Linked DNA regions of Homo sapiens: region 1 is linked to region 2. Evidence: read pairs that join two places in POLR2A ChIA-PET (ENCODE). Cell type or tissue: MCF 10A. All regions are shown on one strand. Links, peaks and the distances in the headings refer to the core of each region. The heading gives the core; the rest is flanking DNA. Region 1 has its middle 790 kb from the start of DIAPH2. Region 2 has its middle 500 kb from the start of DIAPH2.

Region 1 (5,396 bases), core at 149-5,148, 290 kb before region 2:
AAAAAAGCAGAATATGGGGTTATTTATATCAAATCTGTCAACTTACATAATTAGTCACAGGTACTTCAAACCTCTAAATGAAGATAAGATAAACTAAACATACACTTGAAACCTAGAGACAAATAAAATCTCCATTACATGGTATAAATGACAAAAATCAAATACTGTATCATAAATTACATGAAAAATTACAAGATTCCTAGGCATGAAGGCTTTCTGCCTTTTACAAACTAGTTATAGATTCCTTTTTATACCATTTTCATTAATGTCAGAAAATGGGACTATACCTTTAGAAATTTCCATTTTGAAAGCAAGAAAAGGGCTTACTCTGGGCTGTTTTTCACTTGCTGCTTGAATTCTTATGGCAAACCATCTGCTTTTAGACTGAATAGCTAGGTGTTTTCTGTCAGCTAAATTTGAGAGACTAAAGATTACTGTCAGAAACCAATTACTCAACCTGACTGTGGCCTGGTAATAGTCAGGTTGCTGCTGACCTTGAAATAACCACATATTAATACATACTCTTCACCTTACTCTGTTTAACAAAATGCAACATCGAATCATTTTTGAAATTTTAAAATTCTAATTTATTTTTTCACTGTCTCCTTCCCCATCTCCCTTGCTCTCTCCTTCCCTCTTATCCTCACTCTCTCTTTCTCTCTCTTCCCAAGAAAAGTTGTGGCTAGGATTAAGAATGATTTTGAAATAAGTTTTAAACTTGCCAAAATCTCCAACCAGCTTCCATAAATTAATGACTCTTTTAGTAATCAATAACAAGACATGATTTACCACTGAATTCCAACACTTTTGATCAATCTTCGGTTGCCGCTATCTCTACAACTTAGTGTTGCAAAGATTTACGGCAGTGGCAAAACTGCTTTATTGAAATACAACATGAACTTAATTGAGTACAATCCTGTGCAAATTACAAAGGTATGTAATGCTATAATTAATGTAATTAGAGGGAAAAATTGATTGTCATTATAAATACAATCAGAGACACTTACATTATTATATTCACCACACTGATGGGCTTGTTGTTTATCAAACAAGTGCCCATTTTAACAGCAAAATTGGCCAAAAATCACAATAAAGCAAAACAAACAATAAACGGGGTGTTGTTTGAATGATTATGACAAACTCTAGGTAGCAACAAACATATCACTGTCAATCCATTAATTTCAGCCATCTTCCTGATTAATTCTGATCACCACAACTGGATCAATCAAGTAGTGATCATCATTGATCACTGAGGCAATATAAAATGAATGAATTGTTATTTCCATAGACCATTTATTTTGTGCATATTGACAGAATAATACTCCCTCCGATCCTCTGGATACGCAAGGCTAGCAAACAAATGGTTTGCCATTCAAAACACCATTTTACTTTGTCAAAGCCAGACCGATCAGTTGCCACATTAGTATAACCATATTAAAAAATCTCAGACTATTTCTATAAAACAGCAAGCCTGGCTGTGAAAAAAAATGAAAATTTTACTCACAATTCTAGTCTGAATCATGTAGAAAAATCCAAAGCATTTTTCTTAATTCAGGCAAAAGCAGTGGTTGGTTTAGGAGTTGTATGTATCTGGAAGTCAGGAAATATATATACTTGAATGGAGGGTTAGAAAAGATAGCTCATAGATAAATGGACTCTAGCACACATGGTGCAGATGAGACAAACCTGAATGATTTTGAGGCATGGATATTGAAAATGAATAAATCATCAAATAGTCTACTAAATTTTCTCATTAAAATGAAAGTAACTGAAGACCAAAGTAGCTTGAAGTATGCTATGTGTATCTGCACCAACATCAGTTTGAAGAGGCCTCAAAGGAATAAAGAAATACCACAGGATCCTTAGGAGGGTCACAAATTCTACTGGAACTGTGGGTTTGGACTGGAAACTTCAGAGTAAACACAACCACCTAGTTTGTCTGTGTGTGTGTGTGTGTGTGTGTGTGTGTATGTGTGTGTTGGGGGAGGAAGGCGGGATCTATTTCTGCTTCAGGTATGCTCCTAAAGTTGGAAAATACCAGATGTCCTAAAGTACTCCTAGAGATTCAAATTTAACTAGATTCTTGTTGTTTATTTGTTTCCAAAATAAACAGCTTTTCTAGAAAGATGATTTGAAACTTATCAATATACTCAGACATATAACTCTTACGTATGAATTAATTAAAAGATAATAAATTTAGAGCACTCAATATGAGAGCATTTTGATATTTTCAATGCCTTGAAAAGAAAATTCATAATTCATCTTAACATGTTAATACTAGTGGTTTTCAGCCCCTTTCAAATTAGGAGAAACTGCATCACCATTTATTCCGACAAAATTGAAAAGGGTAGACAATGGCATTTAATCTATCCCTAAATCAGAGGATTTCAAACTTTCTTTTTTAACCTCAACATACAGGAAGAAATATGTTTCACATTGTGATCTAGAACACGTGTGTGTGTGTGCGCACATGCAAAACTAAGTTTCATAAATCAATATTTACCCTAAGTATATGTGATGCATACTGATGTTTTCTATTCTATCCTATTTTACTCTTTAAATATGGTAGTTGTGATGTCTAAATTGATTATATAACCCACTAATAGTCTTCAATTGCAGTTTGAAAAGCACTAATCTAGATCATAGTGGTTGTTAAGTTTCCAAAAGCCTTAGCTGCCACTGCCACCCAGTTGCAACATCCATGGTTTCTTATCTCTTCCCCAGGAAGAACTACAACCTTACATAAAAAACAAAACCAAAGAACACACACAGTAACTGATCCTTAGAGATGACAAATGTCCTCAATCACTTCAGCTAAGTTTCAAGTGTTAAACTATGGTAGCTGCTTTGCTTTTGTTGTCCCATCACTGTAATTTCTCAAGATACTTTCCCTCATACCCCAAGTTATTATTGAGGTGCTGCTAAATCTCAGATGACACACCAAATAATTTTTAACAGCAACCTTACTTATTGCATACAGTGGGATTCTTCTATTTCCACCATTTATTTTCTTCCTTGGTTTAATTAAAATGTGAATCACTTAATCTTTTGCTCCTATAAATATAGTCATAGATTCAAGAGGGCTGTTTTGCTTATGAGTTCAGACACAGGCAATGTTAAATACTGGCAGATGGAAAACTTGATGGTAGCCACGGAAACACACTTACAGATGGCTCCCAACTAGCCTACCAAAACTTGGAGAGGAAATTTAGCAATAGCAAAGATTGGAATGGCTCTGTGGTTATCCTTGCTGGCAAGGAGTGCAATGGATTGCAGTGTAACATGATGCAGCCAAGGATATCACATTAGTAGGAATGAGACCAGATTTGGAGCTATGATTCTAAATTGCTGATGTCGACATCCAACTGGCAAGTAGCTAATGGGAAAGTTCATCAAACAAAAGAGAAACTATGTTATTAACATTGCATAGGCAAGCTATCATTATAAGTAAGGCTTTTTCTCTTTATGAAACAGATTTGTTTCCAAAAATGTGGCTGTAAAACTAATTAATGTAAAAGCTTATTAAATCTTTTCTATTGGTTCCCATGATAAAATTTGAGATGAGTCTCCATAAAGAGATATTCCAATAGATTGAATTGAAAAGTTTTGGCGGCTAGCTGAGTTAGTGCCATGCTTATAGACCAAATAATTTGTTACCAGAATAGTATGATTTAGAGGAGCTCAAAAAACTCTGCCTGCTCCAAAGAGCCTATCCCATTGCCTCCCAGTAACTACCATTATAGAGAGGCTTCAATAGCATTAGAAAAGGTCTTTAATCAAGAAAATAAATATAAAATAACTATGAAAAGTTATGTCTCCAAGGAGTGAAAGGTCTTTAATTTGAATGTTTAATTCAACATTTATTTATTAAGCACCTAATATGTTAAGCCCTTTTCTTGTCACTGAAAATAGAGATTTTAAAAGTCCTCTTCTTATAAATATGCAGGATTATCCAATAATAGATAAGAAATGTCTGTATGTAATTGTGGAAAGTAACTGGCTTAAGAAGGAAACACATAACCTCTTTATTATGCTTCCTCAAAGTTTGAAAGCTCATTTAAGAACAATTCAATGCCAGAAAGATGGAGAACTCCAAGCTTGTGGACAAAGGAATGTTGAACTGGTTATCTGTGGGATACAGTTAGAGTGCGCCTATGGGAAATGGGCATCGGAAGGAGAGCTACATGTAATGTTTTATCATTAATGAAAATGAAGAAGCTCTAATGTACATTTATTAGGTTACAGTTTTCTAAACCTTTTTAAATATACTTTTTTTTAGGTGTCAATTCTGGACCTAGATAACATTGGGCCAGTTATTTAACATTTCTGTGCCTAGCTTTCCTAATCTGTTACATGAAGATAATATTATGTATTATCCACCTAATAAGATTATTGTGAGAATGAAATTGATAGAAAATGATTAGATTGTTCTGGCACAATAAGTGTCATGTAAACATTTCTTCTTATCATCACTACCACTGCCACCCACATCATCAAACAAGTAAGAATGTTGTGGCTTTTAGAAGAGTTATGAAATTTGACCAGAGTCATAGTATTAGCAAGAGGTAGAGCTGGGATTTAAATTTCAGTCATTACAAATTGTTCTTTTTAATTCTTTATTCCTATTTATTGAAATATAATGCACTTATAAAAAGTGAAAACATAAAAATGGTACAGACTGACACTTTTTCACAAATTGAATCAAGAAACACAACATTGTCAGTAACCCAAACCCTCCATATGCTCTGTTCAGTCACTTCCTCCCCTAAACTATATTGATTCTAAAATAGAGGTTACTTTCGCTTGTCCTTGAACTCAATTTAAATAAAATGACATAGTATCTATCCTTTAGTGTCTGCCTTCTGAGGTTTATCCATATTGTTGATTATAGTCTAAATAATTTATTCTTATTGCTCTAGAGTACTGCATTATATGGCTATACTACAATCTATTGATCTATTCTACATTCAGTAGGCATTAAGATACTTTCCAGTTTGTCTGTTACAAATAAATCTGCTTTGAATATTCTATTATAAATCTTTTAGCAAACATGGGTATGGATTTGCATTGGTGATATGTCTAAGAGTGGAATGGCTGGGTCATCGCTGTGTATATGTTTATATATGTTCATATATAACGGCAAAAATGCTTCCAACAATTTGTGCTTCCACCAGCAGTATATGTGATTTATAGCCACCCCATATCCTTTCCAACACCTGATAATTTCTATGTTTTTATTTTAGTTATTCTGGTGGGTATGTACTGGATTGCAGTGTGGTTTTAATTTACATTTTATTGGTGTAGGTCTCCTTGACATGTAAGTCTCTGTTTTAGCTGCTGTAGTATACCATCTCAAGGCCTCTTCTCCAAATTCATAAGCCATGTTGGGAGGCAAC
Region 2 (5,396 bases), core at 303-5,302:
TAGTAGTTGCATTGTCTAGTGGTAGGAAGGTAGCAAGATTACAAAATTCAGTATTATAATAAAGAATAACCATGAAAATTATTTATCTAAAATTAAAAGGAAGAAATTATCAGCACTTTTACTGACAACTTAGAGCTACCAACAGTTCTAGAAATAGCCGATTCTATTCAAGCTAAATAAGAAGTGGCTACAGTGCTCTCCATCTCCACTATTGAACAACATCTTTCCAGTGAGGAGAGACAACTACCAATCCATTTTTGTTATGATTCAGACAGAAAATATGAAACATACCTAGACTAGAGAAAATGTGGCTCATATGGATCTGCTATTACTAGACAGAATCATCCAGTTTGAATAAAAGCCTAACTAAAATTCTGGAGATTTAAATTATCCGCTTGATTTTATGTGATAGGAAAGATCTACCATCTAAATGGAAACAATTTTATTACTTTATTTCTGACACTTCCTGTTTTGTTCACACCAATTAATATCTATATGTAAATATCTATTTTAATTGTGCAGTGAACATTACAATTTCACTTTTGCTGACCAGCCCACAAACTTAACCATTATCTCTTTCAAATATAATTTTCACAGAACTTAGTCATCTGTATTCATAATAATAATGATCATGAAAATATATAGTCATCTATATTCATAATAATAATGATCATGTAATATATTCATTATAATAATGATCATGTTAATTGAGCACTTACTACTACTACTAATAATAAACATTTATATAACACTTATGTGCTTGGAATAGTTAAAAGTATTTTACATGTAATTAATTTAATCCTTCTAATGACCCTCTGAGATAAACGATATTATTAGCTCTATTTTTAAAAATACTTGCCCAAATTAATATACCTAGTAAGTGGTAGATCTGAAATTTGAAACCAAGCAGCCTGGTTCTAGAGTTCATTCTTTTAACCACACAAAAATGTCCTCAATTGGTATGTTTATACACTATGCTAAGCACTCTACACACTTCTCTATTCAGTTGTTTATATGGATTAAGATTATTTTGGCTGCAAGTAGTAAAGAATATTATTTAAATTCACTTAACCAATAAGGACACAAGTGAATTCATATAACAGTTCAGAAATAAGACAAGTTTAGAGTAGTTGATTCAGACTTTTACTGACTTGAATGAATTGATGTGTGTCTGATAGAGGCAGGAAGCAGACAAATGCCTATCTAGGGAAGGGTCCCCAGTGAAATCTCACCTTCAAGCCTAAAACAGCCTGAAGGCTGAAAGACCGGACTGCTGGTACGGATGAAACACAAGACCCAGAAAGTGAACTTCTGCCCCTGTTTGCCCTCCCTTTCCTGATTGATTCTTTCTGAATAATGCTTTTAACCAATTGAATGTTGCCCTTTCTGATAGTACCTATAGCTTGCCTGGGCATGCCCGTGTGCCCACTGCAGGAATGGGGTTCAGCCAGCAAGAATTCATGCCTTATGCAGGGGAGGGGCCTGGCCTCTTCAGCTCATGTGGAGTGGCCCTGGTATTCAATTTTTGAGGGGAAAAGCTGCTTACAGGACCCCTCTCCTTGCTGAGAGCTTTCCTTTTGCTTAGTGAATTCCATCCTCCTAACCCTTCAATGTGTCCGTGTGCCTAATTCTCCCTGGCTGTGAGACAAGAACCCAGATTAGCTCAGCTAAAGAGCAAAAAATTCCTGCATATGTCCCCGCAAAATTCCTATGTTGAAAACCTAACCCCCAAAGTGATGGGATTAGGAGGTGGAGCCTTTAAGATGTGATTAGGTCATGAGGGTGGAGATCTCATGAATGGAGATTAGTGCTCTTATGAAAGAGACCCCAGAGAGCTAGCTCGCCCTTTCCACCATGTGAAGACACAGGAGAAGATGCCGTCTATGAACCAGAAAGCAGACCCTCACCAGATACCAAATCACCTGGCATCTTGATCTTGGAGCATCCCAGCCTCTAAAACTCTGAAAAACAAATTTCTATTGTTTATAAACTGTCCAGTTTATGATATTTTTCTGGAGCAACCCAAATAGACTCAGACACTGACATCGACTAGAAACCAGATCTTTCCATTGTTCTATTATTGCCCAATATGTCAGCATCAACCTATAGCTAGTTCTTTTGGGTTATATGAAGGCTTCTAATGGCAACTTAGATTTCATGCTTCTACATTCATGTCTGTGTCACTTTGGATCCTCTGAAAAGCAGAAAGCAAGATCTAATTTTACATGCCAGAGATGCATTTGGAGGAATGTCTGTGAAGGAAAAAGCCGAAACAGGAAGACACAGCAGGAAGATCCTTCCCCATGATGCAAGTCTGACACCTATTTCTGTCTTGGTCTGTTGTATGCTGTTATAACAAAATATTGCAGACTAGGTAATTTATAAAGAACAGAAATTTATTTTTTGAAGACTGGGAAGTCAGAGATCAAGGCACCAACAGGATTGGCTGCCTGGTGAGGGCCGCATCTTCCAGAAGGAAGGAATGCAGTGTCCCCATGTGGCAGAAGGCAGAAGCACAAGCCTGTCTTTCTGTGGTACATATTAAGCTCCACCCATTTCTGTCATGATAGGAGCTATGCACAAACCACTACAATTATATAGGATACTATAATGCCTAAGACAGTGCCTCATAATAAATCTGGCAATTTTCAAATGAATATCACTGAGGTGTTCTTTTCATGAAAATCAACTTGACCACACAGTTTGTTGGGTTTGTAATCTTTACTAGTGCTTACATGAGGTATTCTAGATCAAAGACAAATTTCTAATTAATCACCTTTCTTTAAATAATAAGCACATTCCTCCTTGTGGTTATCCCCAACCTCATCCTTGAGGTAATACAATGAGAGCTATGCCAAATTCCCTGCTCAAGTAATGGGCATTTCATGAATGAATGTTGTAGAACAATGAATTTTCTCCCATTATGTACAGAAGAAAGATGCCAATGGCAGGGGAAAAAACTTTTGCTTCTTTGAGATGGAATGGAAATGATCCTAGATTATCATCCTAACCTTTTGAAATGTAAGTATGTCTCTCTAAGAGTTAGATTAACTCAGATGTCTCCAGCTTCTAAGCTCTAAAGATGTCTCCAAGGTCTGGTAAGTGCCTAGGGAGATAAAGCTCCAGGCTTCCTGGCACCTTGGATCTTAACCTATGGACTTAGTTTGAGTGGTAACTATTTGTCCCTCTTGGGTCACAGCAATTAACTAGAAAAGTGGTGACAGATTGAATTTTCATTGTATGTAAATAGTAAAATGTTCCTAGCGGAAATGAAAGCAAATATCCCCTATATTTAGATTGTATACATGTCTTTATCCTAGAAGGCTAGAGATTTTTGCAGGAAAAATCTACAGAAGTTTTATTTCCCCACAAGTCGTTCATTTAAAATACAAATTAACCCGCCTACCCATTCTGTTCCTAAAGGGCATGACTCTCCGGAATGCATTATTGTACAGTAGTTCTATTTGTGTTAATAGCAAAATGAGGTGACTTACAAAATTTGCATCAATAATTCAAGGAATAATTTGTAGTGTTTCTCTTTCTACAGACAGAAATGAGGTGATATACACACAAACATATAAATGTACAAGCCACATCAGTTTCATTAATTTAGTCCCTTGTTATTCACTGGAGAAGGAGTGCTTAAATCCTATAGGCCACTGCTATTACTGGAGCCATTACAACAACTGTCTTGTTCATTTTCAGTGCCTGGAAAGATAGACTTTTATTCCAATGATTTTTTGTCAGAGAGAGTGATGGGTTAGCAAAATAAGAGTCATGTTGCTTGAATTAACTACATAAGTGGCCAGGGACTTCGGAGTACCTTCAAGCCTTTTATAATAATAACACACTTTCATCCTAGTTGCTCGTGAATGAATGCACTCCATTATTTCATTTAACTCACTACATATCAATAAAGTACAGTAATCAAAACAATAGTTACCACAGCATGCAGCTCTTTGTGGACAGCAGATGGCACTATAAGAAACCCAAAAGTAGCATGCCCAAGAACTAGGAATGCTCCCTCTCAGACTATTTCCCCAAGCTCCTCAAAATGTTTAAGAGGTGATGTTGATCTAGTCTTTTCACATTCACTTCAACAGACTACGATTCTATTTCCATACCTTTGTTTCACCTGGACACAGGGAATCTGCATCCACCTTCCTCATTCATTTTTATTCCTTTGATTCCGATTGTCCATAAAATCTTTTCAATTGAATTATTTTCTATGACTGAAAATTAGACTCATCAGAATGTTTCCAGAACATCCCCAAATTCCTCATCACTGTCAGCATTATTACTGATACTGCCTAGTGGTCTGGGAATCATTTTTGAAACCCCTATATTACCTCTATGAATTTCCTAGACCTACCACTGGTTTTACATTTTCACAGACAAGGCTCTAATCTAAACCCTAATCCATCCACCCTAAGGCAAATGCAATATCCTCCTTTATTCTAGTTTCTCCTCATCAGCCTGCTCTACCCATATTTCTCTAGTCCTTTTGTTAGTGTCTTGAATTTTCTCTTATATCCTCCAAATATAAGACAGTATTGCCCAAATAGCAGGAAGTATATATTATCATTAAATAGACATCTTTCATTCTTCTTCCTTTCAGAGGTCCTGATGCTGGACAAACATAGAAGTATTTGTACAACTCAAGAAAAATTTCACAGCTGAATGTGTTCCTGTGATTGCCTTTCTGAGAATCATTCTATTATTTTCCAAAATGTGTGAATTCTCTTGTTCCACGATCCCAGGCAACCAAAGATAACATGAGGAAATCAGCATAATAAGAGTTCTATCCAAACATATCTATCAGTGGAGAAATGGGAAAGGTGTAGAACCCAATGCTTTTACTAATCTGCATCATGTTTCACAGTAACAAAGAAGCAATGAGACTGGCTGTTGAATCACTGCATGGTAGATATGCAAATTTAATTTTAAAACCTCATACTCATTCAAGAGACCTTGTTAATGGAATGTTGAAAATTAGCCTCCCATCGAATACAACATAAAATGACTGCTATGGATTTTACCAAAATTAAAATCAGAGCATTTCACAGCCAAGATTGAAACCTGCCATGTGTGCTTTAATAAGAACAAGGCAAATTAAAATATTAATTCAAGTGGATGCTCATTGTATTCAGGCATCATGAGACTGCTGATGGTTTTGCTTACAACTTAACAATACATTTCTTCATGTGACTTAAAAATAATTGAGACCTTTCCTTGTGTACTGCCCAGTAGCTTTTTCCAAGTTGCTATGAATTCTTAAAGGCTTCTTGTTCCTTAAAGGAAGAATCTATTTCTAAAATTTCAGCATACTATTTTTTTCTAACACTGAAAGTCAGTCTTCACAAAGCACAGAACTATTAAAGACATTTTATAAAGAG

What was found. Peaks named below come from ENCODE experiments on the same cell type or tissue, not always from the same donor. Only the 100,000 strongest peaks of a DNase experiment are listed, where the experiment ranks them.
Region 1: POLR2A ChIA-PET joins it to region 2 with 6 read pairs; 1 of 35 experiments calls an interaction of 5 or more read pairs at or near these places.

What each region holds. Positions count from the first base shown.
Region 1 is chrX:95,890,596-95,895,991 of GRCh38, forward strand. No RefSeq gene overlaps it. Among named protein-coding and RNA genes, the nearest start is that of DIAPH2, 790 kb to the right of the region's middle. In MCF 10A, for the core only: no CTCF peak of the experiment used is centred there; a DNase peak (open chromatin) is centred at 3,196.
Region 2 is chrX:96,180,073-96,185,468 of GRCh38, forward strand. No RefSeq gene overlaps it. Among named protein-coding and RNA genes, the nearest start is that of DIAPH2, 500 kb to the right of the region's middle. In MCF 10A, for the core only: CTCF peaks have their summits at 2,474 and 3,954 (motif pointing right); a DNase peak (open chromatin) is centred at 2,499.